2 separate regions of the Homo sapiens genome follow, and region 2 is linked to region 1. The links are chromatin contacts, found by Hi-C or POLR2A ChIA-PET in ENCODE. All regions are on one chromosome and are shown on one strand. Each heading gives the region's core, a stretch centred on a gene start or an enhancer-like site at or near the end of the contact. The rest is flanking DNA. Distances are from core to core; before and after follow the strand shown.

Evidence for each region. Hi-C counts contacts between places; a loop is a spot of excess contacts on that map. ChIA-PET counts read pairs that join two places held with the same protein, here RNA polymerase II (POLR2A).
Region 2: a map with no recorded cell type shows a loop between it and region 1 (7-fold over the local background). The contact joins the enhancer-like site here to the promoter of TESMIN in region 1. A Hi-C loop is called at or near these places in 4 of 168 maps with a recorded cell type or tissue (astrocyte of the cerebellum, endothelial cell of hepatic sinusoid, ovary and 1 more) and 1 of 37 single-sample maps with no recorded cell type. POLR2A ChIA-PET finds 5 or more read pairs at or near these places in 4 of 52 experiments (CD8-positive, alpha-beta T cell, GM12878 and WTC11).

The regions. Positions count from the first base shown.
Region 1 is chr11:68,749,454-68,755,195 of GRCh38, forward strand. TESMIN (testis expressed metallothionein like protein) reads right to left here and starts at 2,067. Exons shown (of 10, transcript NM_004923.3): 1 at 1,967-2,067; 2 at 737-1,246. The coding sequence starts at 1,207. CPT1A (carnitine palmitoyltransferase 1A) reads right to left here. Exons shown (of 19, transcript NM_001876.4): 19 at 5,430-5,742. RefSeq lists an enhancer at 1,194-2,179 and silencers at 1,880-2,169, 2,180-2,299.
Region 2 is chr11:68,792,929-68,798,670 of GRCh38, forward strand. CPT1A (carnitine palmitoyltransferase 1A) reads right to left here. Exons shown (of 19, transcript NM_001876.4): 7 at 3,928-4,005; 8 at 1,876-1,983; 9 at 387-474. Among named protein-coding and RNA genes, the nearest start is that of TESMIN, 44 kb to the left of the region's middle. RefSeq lists an enhancer at 5,485-5,742. Within about 2 kb of position 4,030, at least 2 of the 41 ENCODE cell types and tissues checked have a DNase peak (open chromatin) inside an H3K27ac peak, as active enhancers do.

The sequences.
Region 1 (5,742 bases), core at 817-3,316:
TTCTGAGCTGGGTCCTTTTTGAGGGGTCGAGAACACATTTTCCTGGGACCCTTTGTTTCCTTTGAAAACTCATTAGTTTTGGCAAGAACAAAGCGGAAAATTATCAGCGGTCATCTACAGCTAGAGAGGGCAGTCGGCTGAGAGCTGGCAAGCATTTCTTTAGGCTCTGATTTACATTGCATATGCTTGAAGAGCTATTACTCATTAGCAAAGGGAAGATCTCACATCTTGACTTCAAGGCCCGGAAAATCCAAGTATTAACTCTGAGTCCTTGCTGTGGATTCCAAGCCTGGTAAAGTTAAAGGAAAAAAAAAATGCAAGATGCAAACACGCCAACCCTCCACCACATTGCGTTTGTTTTCACAGACAATAGTTACCAGCAGACAGCGGGCCTCTCTCCTTAAGCCAAGGATAGCAACAGGGCCCAAGGGAACCTACGTCCTAGCTTTCCCCCTTTTTTTGTTGTCCGCCGTCTGCATGGTTAGGTCAGCTTTGGACGACTGGTGCAGGGCAGAATTCCCTCCAGGGGAAAGGGCTTGGCTGGGCCGATGCATGTTGGATTAGGAAGACGACAAAGAGTATACGCTCTACCGAGAATCAGTGACTCCGGTGGGCTGTGTGTGGTGTCACCAGGGAAAATGCTTGTAGAGGGAAATCCTGGGGTACACTAGCAGCCTCAGATGGGTTGGGGAAGGGATGGAGGGGGAGCTGTGCCCATTCCCCAGGCGGTTCTTACTGGGATCATGCGGACGCCCGGGTGGGAGGCTCCTTCCAGGACCCAGGCGCCCAGGGGCAACACCGCCGGGCTGCGGTGCGCGGGTAGCAGCGAGGACAGGAAGTGCACGTTGCAGGCGGGCGGCTGCGGGGCCTGCAGGAGCGCGACGTCCTCCAGCGCGCTGAGCTCTGGGATCCCGGGGTACTCCCCGAGGAGCTCCCCGCCGTCGCTGTCGCCCCCCGCGAGCTTCGCCTTGACCTGGCCCTTGCAGTCGGCGCCCAGCGCGGGGTTGAACGCGTGCAGGACGGGTTCCTTGGGGTCCGCCGGGCCCAGGTACGCTTCTTTGAAGACGTGGAACTCGTCCTCCTCGTACTTCACGGGGGCCTTCAGGCCGATGTTCTCCGAAGCGAACGGACCCTCGGGGCTTAAGAGCTCCGTCACCATCGCATCCTCGGGGCTGGGCAGCCCGCCCGGCAGAGGGCCCTCCTCCATGGCGCAGGGCGGCGGGGCGGGATGGCGGGGGCCGCGCACCTGCAACACGCGGCCAGGTGAGAGGCAGCCAGAGGAGAGGACGAGGGGAGGGGCGGCCAGGAAAGGGGACAGCCAAGGGAGGGGCAGCCAAGGGAGGGGCGGCCAGGGGAGGGGACCAGGTGAGGGGCGGCTAGGGGAGGGGGCGGCCTGGTGAGGGAGGGCCAGGTGAGGGGCCCGGGGAAGGGCGACCAGGTGAGGGGGTCAGGGGAGGGGCGACCAGATGAGGGGCGATTAGGTGAGGGGCGGCCAGGTGAGGGGCGGCCAGGTGAGGAGCGACCAGGGGAGGCGGTCAGGTGAGCGGCGACCAGGGGAGGGGCGGCCGGGGAGGGGGTCACGGGAGGGGCGACCAGGGGAGGGGCGGCCAGGGGAGGGGGCCAGGTGAGGGGCGGCCAGGTGAGGAGCGACCAGGGGAGGGAGTCAGGGGAGGGGCGACCAGGTAAGGGGCGGCCAGGAGAGGGGCCGGCCGGGGTGGGGGTCAGGTGAGGGGCGCCCAGGGGAGGGGGCCAGGTGAGGGGCGGCCGAGGAGGGGGTCAGGTGAGGAGCAGCCAGGGGAGGGGGGGCCAGGTGAGGTGCGACCAGGTGAGGGGCGGCCTCGCCCACGGCCCGCCGCCCTCCGCCCACCCGCAGGGGCCCGACCCGGCCCGGCAGCCCCCATCCCCGCCTGCAGAGCCGAGGCCCAGCCCGGGGACCGCCCCGTCATTCCTCCTCGGAGGGACGCACCTGGGGCCGCCGGGGCTGCCGCAGCGTGGAGCGAGCGGGATGGGGCGTGGGCCGGGCCTCAGGCGCAGGCGGCCGTTGGCGGTTGGAGAAGGGGGAAGGGTGAGGGACAGGAACCTGGGGGGAGGGGAAGAGGCGCCCGGGCAGTGGGCGGGGCCTGGGCGTGGGGCGGAGTCGAGGTCGGGGCGGGGAGGTAAAGGCGGGGCCAGGGAGGTGTGGTGGGCGTGGTCTGGGGCGGGAGGAGACAGAGTCGCGAGGGGCGGGGCCTGGACTGCCGCTGTTGCCAGAGCGGGTCAGGGGAGGCACTCCCAGGTTCAGCCGATCCAGGCTCAGGTGGGGAAACTGAGGTCCCCATCAACTCGGGCAGCGCTAAGTGGGACTGCCTAGCTTGGCTTCTGACCTTGGGCTTCAGTTATATTTTTCTGGCCAGGCGTGGTTGCTCACGCCTGTAGTCCCAGCACTTTGGGAGGCCGAGGCAGGCGGATTACTTGAGGTCAGGAGTTCAAAACCAGCCTGGGCAACATGGTGAAACCCCGTCTCTACTAAAAATACAAAAATTAGCTGGCCGTGGTGGCACGCGCCTGTAATCCCAGCTACTTGGAAGGCTGAGGCAGGAGAATCGCTTGAGCCCGGGAGGTGGAGGTTGCAGTGAGCCGAGATCCCGCCACTGCACTCCAGCCTGTGCCACAGAGCTAGACTCCGTCTCAAAAAAATAAATAAAATAAAATAAAACATTTTTCTACACTCGAGCTCTCAAGACAGATCCCGGCCTGGGACGCTGCGGGTGGACAGAGGGCAGGGGCTTGCACCGCACGTTCCCAGCCTTGCACCCACTCCCGGTCCTTGGTGACGCAGCTTACAGGTGCAACTGATGGAGTTGGTCCCGAAATAGAAGTAACAAATACGGCTGGGCGTGGTGGCTCACGTCTGTAATCCCAGCACTTTGGGAGGCCGAGGCGGGTGGATCACCTGAGGTCAGGAGTTCGAGACCAGCCTGGCCAACATATAGTGAAACTCCGTCTCTACTAAAAAATACAAAAACTAGCTGGGCGTAGTGGCGCACGCCTGTAGTCCCAGCTACATAGAAGGCTGAGGCTTGAACCTGGGAGATGGGGGTTGCAGTGAGCTGAGATTGTGTCACTGTACTCCAGCCTGACCAACAGAGAAAGGCTCCCTCTCAGAAAAAAAAAAAAAAACTCACAAATACAATGAAAGTCTCAAATTTTGGGTGGGGAATGAGCTATTTCATCTTTAAGGAGTCAATAGATATCACTGTTTAATCAAGAGGAGGTGAAAGTTTAATTCAAGTGATGGCGAAAACTGCAAAGGGTGTAGAGGGACTGGTGGGAGTGGGTGCTGGGGAGACAGCCTCAGGTACTGTCTACTCAGGTACTGTTTTGGTAAAAATAAAGAATGTAAAACATCAGCTTTCTAATCTCACTTTTAAAAATTAAATACTTTTCTAAATTTTTAAAGGGTAGTACCCAAGGCACAGCAACACCGTGTACTATTTAGTTGTACATTTAACATTCAAAAATCAAGAAAATTTTGCCTGGGGCTGGGCGTGGTGGCTCATGCCTGTAATCCCAGCACTCTGGGAGGCCAAGGTGGTCAGATCACTTAAAGTCAGGAGTTCAAGACCAGCCTGACTAACATGGTGAAACCCTGTCTCTACTAAAAATACAAAATTAGCTAGGCATGGTGGTGCACACCTGCAATCCCAGCTATTTGTGAGGCTGAGGCAGGAGAATTGCTTGAACCTGGGAGGCGGAGGTTGCAGTGAGCTGAGATTGCACCATTGTACTTTAGCCTGGGCAAAAAGATTGAAACTCCATCTCAAAAATCAAACAAACAAAAACAACAACAACAAAAAACACTCACAGAAGCAGAAAAAATAATAAAAATAATAAATCGAAGAGCCCAAGAATTATGCATAGCTTGAGTGGCCCAAGCGAGAGAGTAACCCACAAGGTTGCACCGTTCATTCGTTTACTAATCAGAATCAGACGTCTACTGAGTAGCATCATGCCAGGCATACACAGCCACCTGTGGGGGTCACCCACGGGTTGCAATCAAGCCTGGAGGCTCTGCACCTGCTGCTCCTAGATGCTTGCTGCCCTGCTGCACTGGCCGGGCTGGCTCCGTCGAGTCTCTCAGGTCTCAGCTCAACCCACTCTAAGTGGGTCAACCTCCCTGCCAGCTACCACCCCCTCCCAATGATCCTCTTAGTTGCCTCAGAACACTTAAAATCCTTCAACTGGTTGGCTTGTTCTCTTTTTCCTCTGTGATATGGTTTGGCTCTGTGTCCCCACCCAAATCTCATCTTGAATTGTAATCCCTCTGTGTCAAGGGAGGGGCCTGGTGGGAGGTGATTGGATCAAGGAGGCGGTTCCCCTACGCTGTTCTTGCAATAAGAAGTGAGTTCTCACAAGATCTGATGGCTTAAAAGTGTTCGGCAATTCCCCCTCACTCTCTCTCCTCTGCTGCCATGTAACAGGTTTCTTGCTTCCCCTTCACCTTCTGCCATGATTATAAGTTTCCTGAGGCCTCCCCAGCCATGCTGAACTGTGAGTCAATTGACTGTCTTTCCTTTATACTTACCCAGTCTCAAGAAGTTCTTTACAGCAATGTAAAAATGGACTAATGAGACAGCCAGAACCTGGTGGGGTCACTGCTGTCTCCCCAGTGCCTAGAACAGGCGCTGATATGGTTTGGATGTGTGTCCCCACCCAAATCTCAGGTTCAGTGGTAATCCCTAATGTTGGAGGTGGGGCCTGATGGGAAGTGACTGGATCATGGGCGTGCATTTCTCATGAACAGCACCATCCCTCTTGCTACTGTCCTCACCATAGAGTGCGTGAGTTCCTGTGAGATCTGGTTGTTCGCAAGTGTGTAAGAGAGCACCTCCTCTCTCTCTCTCAGATCTGGTTGTTTGCAAATGTGTAAGAGAGCACCTCCTCTCTTTCTCTCTCTGTCTCCTTTCACCATGTAGAATGCCTGCTCCCCCTTTGCCTTCCACCATGAGTAAAAAGCTGTTTGAGGCCTCCCCAGAAGCAGATGCCTCCATGCTTCCTGTATAGCCTGCAGAACTGAGAGCCAATTAAACCTCTTATAAATTACCCAGTCTCAGCTATTTCTTTACAGCAATGTGAGAATGGCCTAATACAGGTGCTCAAGAAAAACAGAAAAATGGAATTCATGCATTACTTTTAACATATTTATTGAGCATCTTTTATGTGTCAGGCACTGTTCTCAGCATTGAGGCAATGGAATGGATGAATAAATGCACAGCAAGTGAAAATCAACAGGCTTTTCTTTCCAGCCCAGCACATGAACTTGGTGATGTCCATGGTCTCCTCCAAGGCCTTGTTTCCATATGCTGAGACTTTCCACTTTGTCTCAAGTATCTGAACTTGGTCCTTGACTTATAATCCCCTTAATATAACAAAAGAGACAGAAACAAATCTTGTAGTAGACTGGGGTTAATGTTTTATTAATGATAACCTACATTCACACTGCATTTCTAAGATTTACATCCAAAGAGCATACTGTATTTACATGCACCGGTCAGCCCAAGATAACAAATTCAAACCATGGCTGCGTTAAGACAATGGTTTGTTCCAATTAAATTAAACAGATAATACTCTTATCACCCCCCTTGGACATGTACAATAAGACCCCTCTTTCTCCCCTCAAGGAATATAAAATTGCATTGATAACTGCACTGATGAGCAACAATTACATTTGAAACATTTAAAACCTGAGAGAGAAACCCAAAT
Region 2 (5,742 bases), core at 2,780-5,279, 45 kb after region 1:
TCTCAGCTACTGGGGAGGCTAAGATGGGAGGATTCCTTGAGCTCAGGAGGTGGAGGCTGAAGTGAGCCGTGATCATGTCACTGCACTCCAGCCTGGGTGGCAGAGAGAGACCTCATGTCAAAATAAATAAATAAATAAATAAATCAAACACTCTATGAGACAGTTGGCAGTCTTCAACCAAAGAGAAATTAAAATCTGGAAATAAGTCAACAACAGTGTCCAGGCCTAAGACAGACAAAGGAAATTCAGCAGAAGGAATGTTCACCAGCCTACAATCTCAGGAAGGGTCAGCAAAAATCAATTTGGCCCCTTTGACACTTCCTAATTCTGAGCATAGGGATGGAAAGTGCCGATTCTCCAGGGGGCCCTGAAGAAGCTTGACTCACCTGTCTCCTCTCCTGGGATCCGGGAAGTATTAAACATCCGCTCCCACTGAGCGGAGCAGAGTGGAATCGTGGATCCCAAAAGACGAATCTGTAACAAAAATATATTTCAAACCAACAACGAAAATCCCACAGAAGAAAAGCAGCAAGTTGGCCGGGTGCGGTGGCTCACGCCTGTAATCCCAACACTTTGGGAGGCTGAGGCGGGCGGATCACGAGGTCAGTAGATGGAGACCATCCTGGCTAACACAGTGAAACCCCGTCTCTACTAAAAATACAAAAAAATTAGCCGGGCATGGTGTCGGGTGCCTGTAGTCCCAGCTACTTGGGAGGTTGAGGCAGGAGAATGGCATGAACCCGGGAGGCAGAGCCTGCAGTGAGCTGAGATCGTGCCACTACACTCCAGCCTCGGCAACAGAGCGAGACTCTGTCTCAAAAAAAAAAAAAAAAAGAAAACAAAAGCAGCAAGCAGCAAGCAAGTTAAGACCACATGGAAATGCTGAATGTGTTTTCTGTGCGAATTGCTTCGTTTGACTTCCTCTTTTCCAGTGGCTCACTGGAATGATTCGTTGGGGGACTCATTAAACCATGCCAGGGTGCAACTTCCTGCACAGTTAAATCCTAAATAACACATTCTAATTGATTATTGATAACTGACACTTACAACCAAAGAAATATTCCAGGAAGAAAAGTCTTGTTTCTTATGAGCAACTAAGCAGCTAGTATTAGTTCAAAAACATCAAGGGCTTCTCCAAAGGGCAGATTACAGAATTAAAGTACAACAGATGTATATTCATTTAGGAGACACAAGGAGAATTACATCTCAGAATAATTAGGCTGGGTGAAAGAAACTAGAATTCCGAAAAAAAGAGTGCATACTGTTATGATTCCACTTACACAAAGCTTTAAAAATTGCAAACTAATCTAGAGTGACAGATAGTAGACCAGGGGGTCCAGGACCAGGTGGGAGGGAGAGATGACAAAGGGCAGAGGGGTTTTCGGGTTGACTGATGTATTCACCATCCTGACTGCAGTGATGATGGTTTCTCAGATGCATCAATATATACACATCAGAAGTTAGCAAACTCTACACTTTATTTTTTAATTTTTTTTTTTGAGATGGAGTTTTGCTCTTATAACCCAGGCTAGAGTGCAATGGTGTTATCTTGGCTCGCTGCAACCTCCACCTCCTGGGTTCAAGTGATTCTCCTGCATCGGCCTCCCGAGTAGCTGGGATTACAGGCGCGTGCCAGCACGCCCAGCTAATTTTTCTATTTTTAGTAGAGACAGGGTTTCACTATGTTGGCCAGGCTGGTCTTGAACTGCTAACCTCAGATGATCCGCCTGCTTTGGCCTCCCAAAGTGCCAAGATTACAGGCGTGAGACCCTGTGCCCGGCCACAAACTGTATATTTTAAACATGTGCAATATGTCAATTATACCTCTGTAAAGCTGTTTGAAAATAATTTTTTTAAAGCAATTTGTTTGCCTACTGGTTTGATTTCCTCCCGGTCCAGTTTGCGCCTGTAAAGCAGGATGGCATGGATGGCGTTGCCGGCTCTTGCTGCCTGAATGTGAGTTGGAAGGATATACAGCAGATCCTGAAAAGCGACAAAGGTGGAGAGAATTTGCATAGGGAAAGATAAGCAAATTTAAATAATCACAGCACATCCTGCACACTGTCACAATATTTCTAGAGATGCATCAATATACATACATATTCGGTTACATCTGCAATGCTACAAAATAAATGGTAATTTGATTTTCTCCACTTTGACTTTGTAAATGTTTTATGAGAACATAAGTCCTCTAAAACTTCTGCGCTATTAAAGATAACTATTTGCACCAAATACCCTCACGTAACACAGAGAAAGGAAAGCAAAAATTAGTCGGGGAGCAATTAGACAATCAGGAAGTTTTCTGGATGAGACACAATGAAAGGTTAAAATAGTTGTTTATATAGAGCTGTGCCTGCAGCTTTCTAAATTTTGAGACCCTGTTCCAAATGTCTGCATTTTCCACAATTGGAAGAAAAGGCCAAGGAACACAGGTCTAACCTACATTTTGGAAGAGTCTATGTACACACCATGTCCCCATTGATGTAGAAAGTGCCTCTGTTTGTGGGAAATAAACAAAGGTCTCCTGGCGGGAAGGGCATCAGATAAATAGCTCACTTCCAAATAGAGCAGGAAAAGAAGTTCTATGGACTACACTAACGGTTTTTCTTTCAGTTTGAGATTATTTCAGATGGGAAAAAAAAAGTTAAGAGAAAAAGAAAGGACAATTTTGAAACGAAGAAAAACAGAAAGAAAAAGCAAATGATAGGCCAGGTGCTCATGTCTGTAATCCAGCACTTTGGGAGACCGAGGCGCACGGATCACCTGAAGTCAGGAGTTTGAGACTAGCCTGGCCAACATGGTGAAACCCCGTTTCTACTAAAAATACAAAAATTAGCCGGGCGTTGTGGCAGGTGCCTGTAATCCCAGCTACTCGGGAGGCTGAGGCAGGAGAATTGCTGGAACCCAGGAGGCAGAGGCTGCAGTGAGATGAATTGCACCAGTGCACTCCAGCCTCAGCGACAGAGCAAGACTCTATCTCAAAAAAAAAAAGAAAAGAAAAAGTAAATGATTAAAAAATAAACGAGGGAAAAAAATAAAAGGAAGTGAAGGAATGGAAGGAAAAGGAAAGAGAAGAGTTCTATTTGCCAGTTATTAAAGCAGTGGTCAAGAACACAAACTGAGAGGCCTTCTAACCATCCATGCTTTGAAAGACAAAGCCCAGGAAACCAGAAACTACCGTCGATGCACACCCCTCTGGCGTCTCAGAAAACAGTAGGGTGAAGCGCAGCGCACTGGTGGCAGGATCTTGGCCAACCCACTGTCCCTGAGCTCTAGGGGTTCTGCAGGGATCTTAAGGCCGCTGTGGCACCAAGTTCCAGTGCTAAGCCATAAAAACAGCAGGACAGGCCGGGCACGGTGGCTCACACCTGTAATCCCAGCACTTAGGGAGGCTGAGGCAAGTGGATCACCTGAGGTCAGGAGTTCGAGACCAGCCTGGATAACATGGTCAAACCCCGTCTCTACTAAAATACAAAAATTAGCTGGGCGTGGTGGTGGGCACCTGTAATCCCAGCTACTTTGGAGGCTGAGGCAGGAGAATCACTTGAACCTGGGAGGCGGAGGCTGCAGTGAGCCGAGATCGTGCCATTGCACTCCAGCCTGGGGGACAAGAGCAAAGCTCCATCTCAAAACAAAACAAAACAAAAAAACAGCAGGACAGGTACAGCACAGTGAGGAATTCCTGTTTGCCAGAAACTTATTTTTGCAACCCAAATCCCCCTGCAGTAGCAGAGCACCCTGGGCTACTAGGCTAACACTGAAGGGTACTCATAGGGTTCTCCGGCCTGGAAGCAGGACAGAGAGGAGCATGAGCCAATCCCCAGAGTTTTCCCAGGCCGTCCACAGGCCTGTGAAGACGCCACCTCTGTGGACAGACCCGCCGCCCCACCGTCCTCGTCAGACAGCAGCCCGGGCGGGTGGACTCACCATGGCATAATAGTTGCTGTTCACCATGAGCGGCCCTCGTCCTCGGAGGTAGATGTACTCCTCCCACCAGTCGCTCACCTAGTGGGCGCAAACACCAGACAAACCCGCAGGCTCAGCAGGGGCCAGGCAGGCTCCCTGGCAGCAGCCCAGAGCCGCGGGGAAGGGCAGGCAGTGCTTTTGGCAGACATTTCGGCGTCTAACAGGGGCCATTCCAGAACAGGGAACGCAGTCCTAACTAGATGGAATGCGACACCGTGGGAAATGAAAAGTGTTCTTTTTAAGTTGAGACAGGCAGAAAGAAGGTACATCACCTTCATTTTGTAGATGGTTCAAAAGGGAAATAAAAAGCCGAAGTGGGAGGATTGCTTGAGACCAGGAGTTCGAGACCAGGCTAGGCAACATAGCAAGGCTCTAGCCCTACATTAAAAATAAAAATAATAAATAAAATAAAAATTTAAAAATGTTTAAGAGACCAAATGGAAAGTAAATCATAAATGTCTGACTGCTAACATGTTTTAAAAACCAAAACTATGGGCTGGCCATGGTGGCTCACACCTGTAATCTCAGCACTTTGGGAGGTTGAGACAGGAAGATCGCTTGATGCCAGGAGTTTGAAGCCAGCCTGGGCAACATAGCAAGGTTCCATCTCTCCAAAAAATTTTAAGAAATTAGCCAGGTGTGGTGGCTCACGCCTGTAGTCTCAGCTACTTGGGAGGCTAAGACAGGAGGGTTACTTGAGCCCAGGGGTTCCAGGCAACAGTGAGCTATGATCGTGCCACTGCATTCCCACCTGGGCAACAGAGCAAGACCCTTTCTCAAATAAAAGAAAACAGAAACAAAGGCCAGGAGCGGTGGCTCACGCCTGTCATCCCAGCACTTTGGGAGACTGAGGCGGGCTGATCACTTGAGGTTAGGAGTTCCGGACCTGCCTGGCCAACATGATGAAACCCCGTCTGTACTAAAAATGCAAAAATTAGCCGGGTGTGGTGGCGGGTGCCTGTAATCCCAGCTACTCAGGAGGCTGAGGCAGGAGAATTGCTTGAACCTGGGAGGCAGAGCTTGCAGTGAGCCGAGATCGCTCCACTGCACTCCAGCCTGGGTGACGAGCGAGACTTTGTCTCAGAAACTAAAGAAAATAAAAGAAAACAAAGAAAAAACCAATGTTATGCAAAATTGCTCCACAGACTGCTTCCCAGGTCTGCCTGAAGAAGCCACCGTCCCAGTCCGTGGCACTAACCTGGTGTTCCGCAGGTGTTGTCTCTATTCCCTGGCACATGTGTCCTGAGGCCACCCAGAGGCAGTGCCCCCCAACCACCTCACAGCTGCTGTCCCTTCACAGCCTGCTGGACCCAGGGATCGCTTCCTTTCAGCTTTGTGCTGAAACACACGTACCTACAGAACAGTGCCCATGCAAGGGCCTCGTGTGCGGAGAGCTGTGCAGAGAGCTGACGTTTACCAGTCCAGCACACCGGTGCAGCCAGCGAATATGCCCGGCCCCCTGAGGCTAGAGAGACCCCTCCAGGCACTGCCCATCCACCCACCATGCCACGTCTAGCGCCACCTGCTGGTTCTGTCAGGGTCGCTTTGGACACCTTCTCTTCCGTGTTAGTTGTTCCTCAAAGCTAGACTCCCTCCCTTGCTTTGTCTGCCGGAGGCCTGCTCTTGCCCTCCCAGTACGTGGAAGCCCAGCCAGCTCCCCGCACACAGGGTGCCAGCTAAGACGCTTCGTTGGAGGAGATGCTCCTGGGACCACCGAGCCACACTCAACCCCAGGGAGGGGCGATCAGCACCGCCCTATCCCACACCATCCCTGCA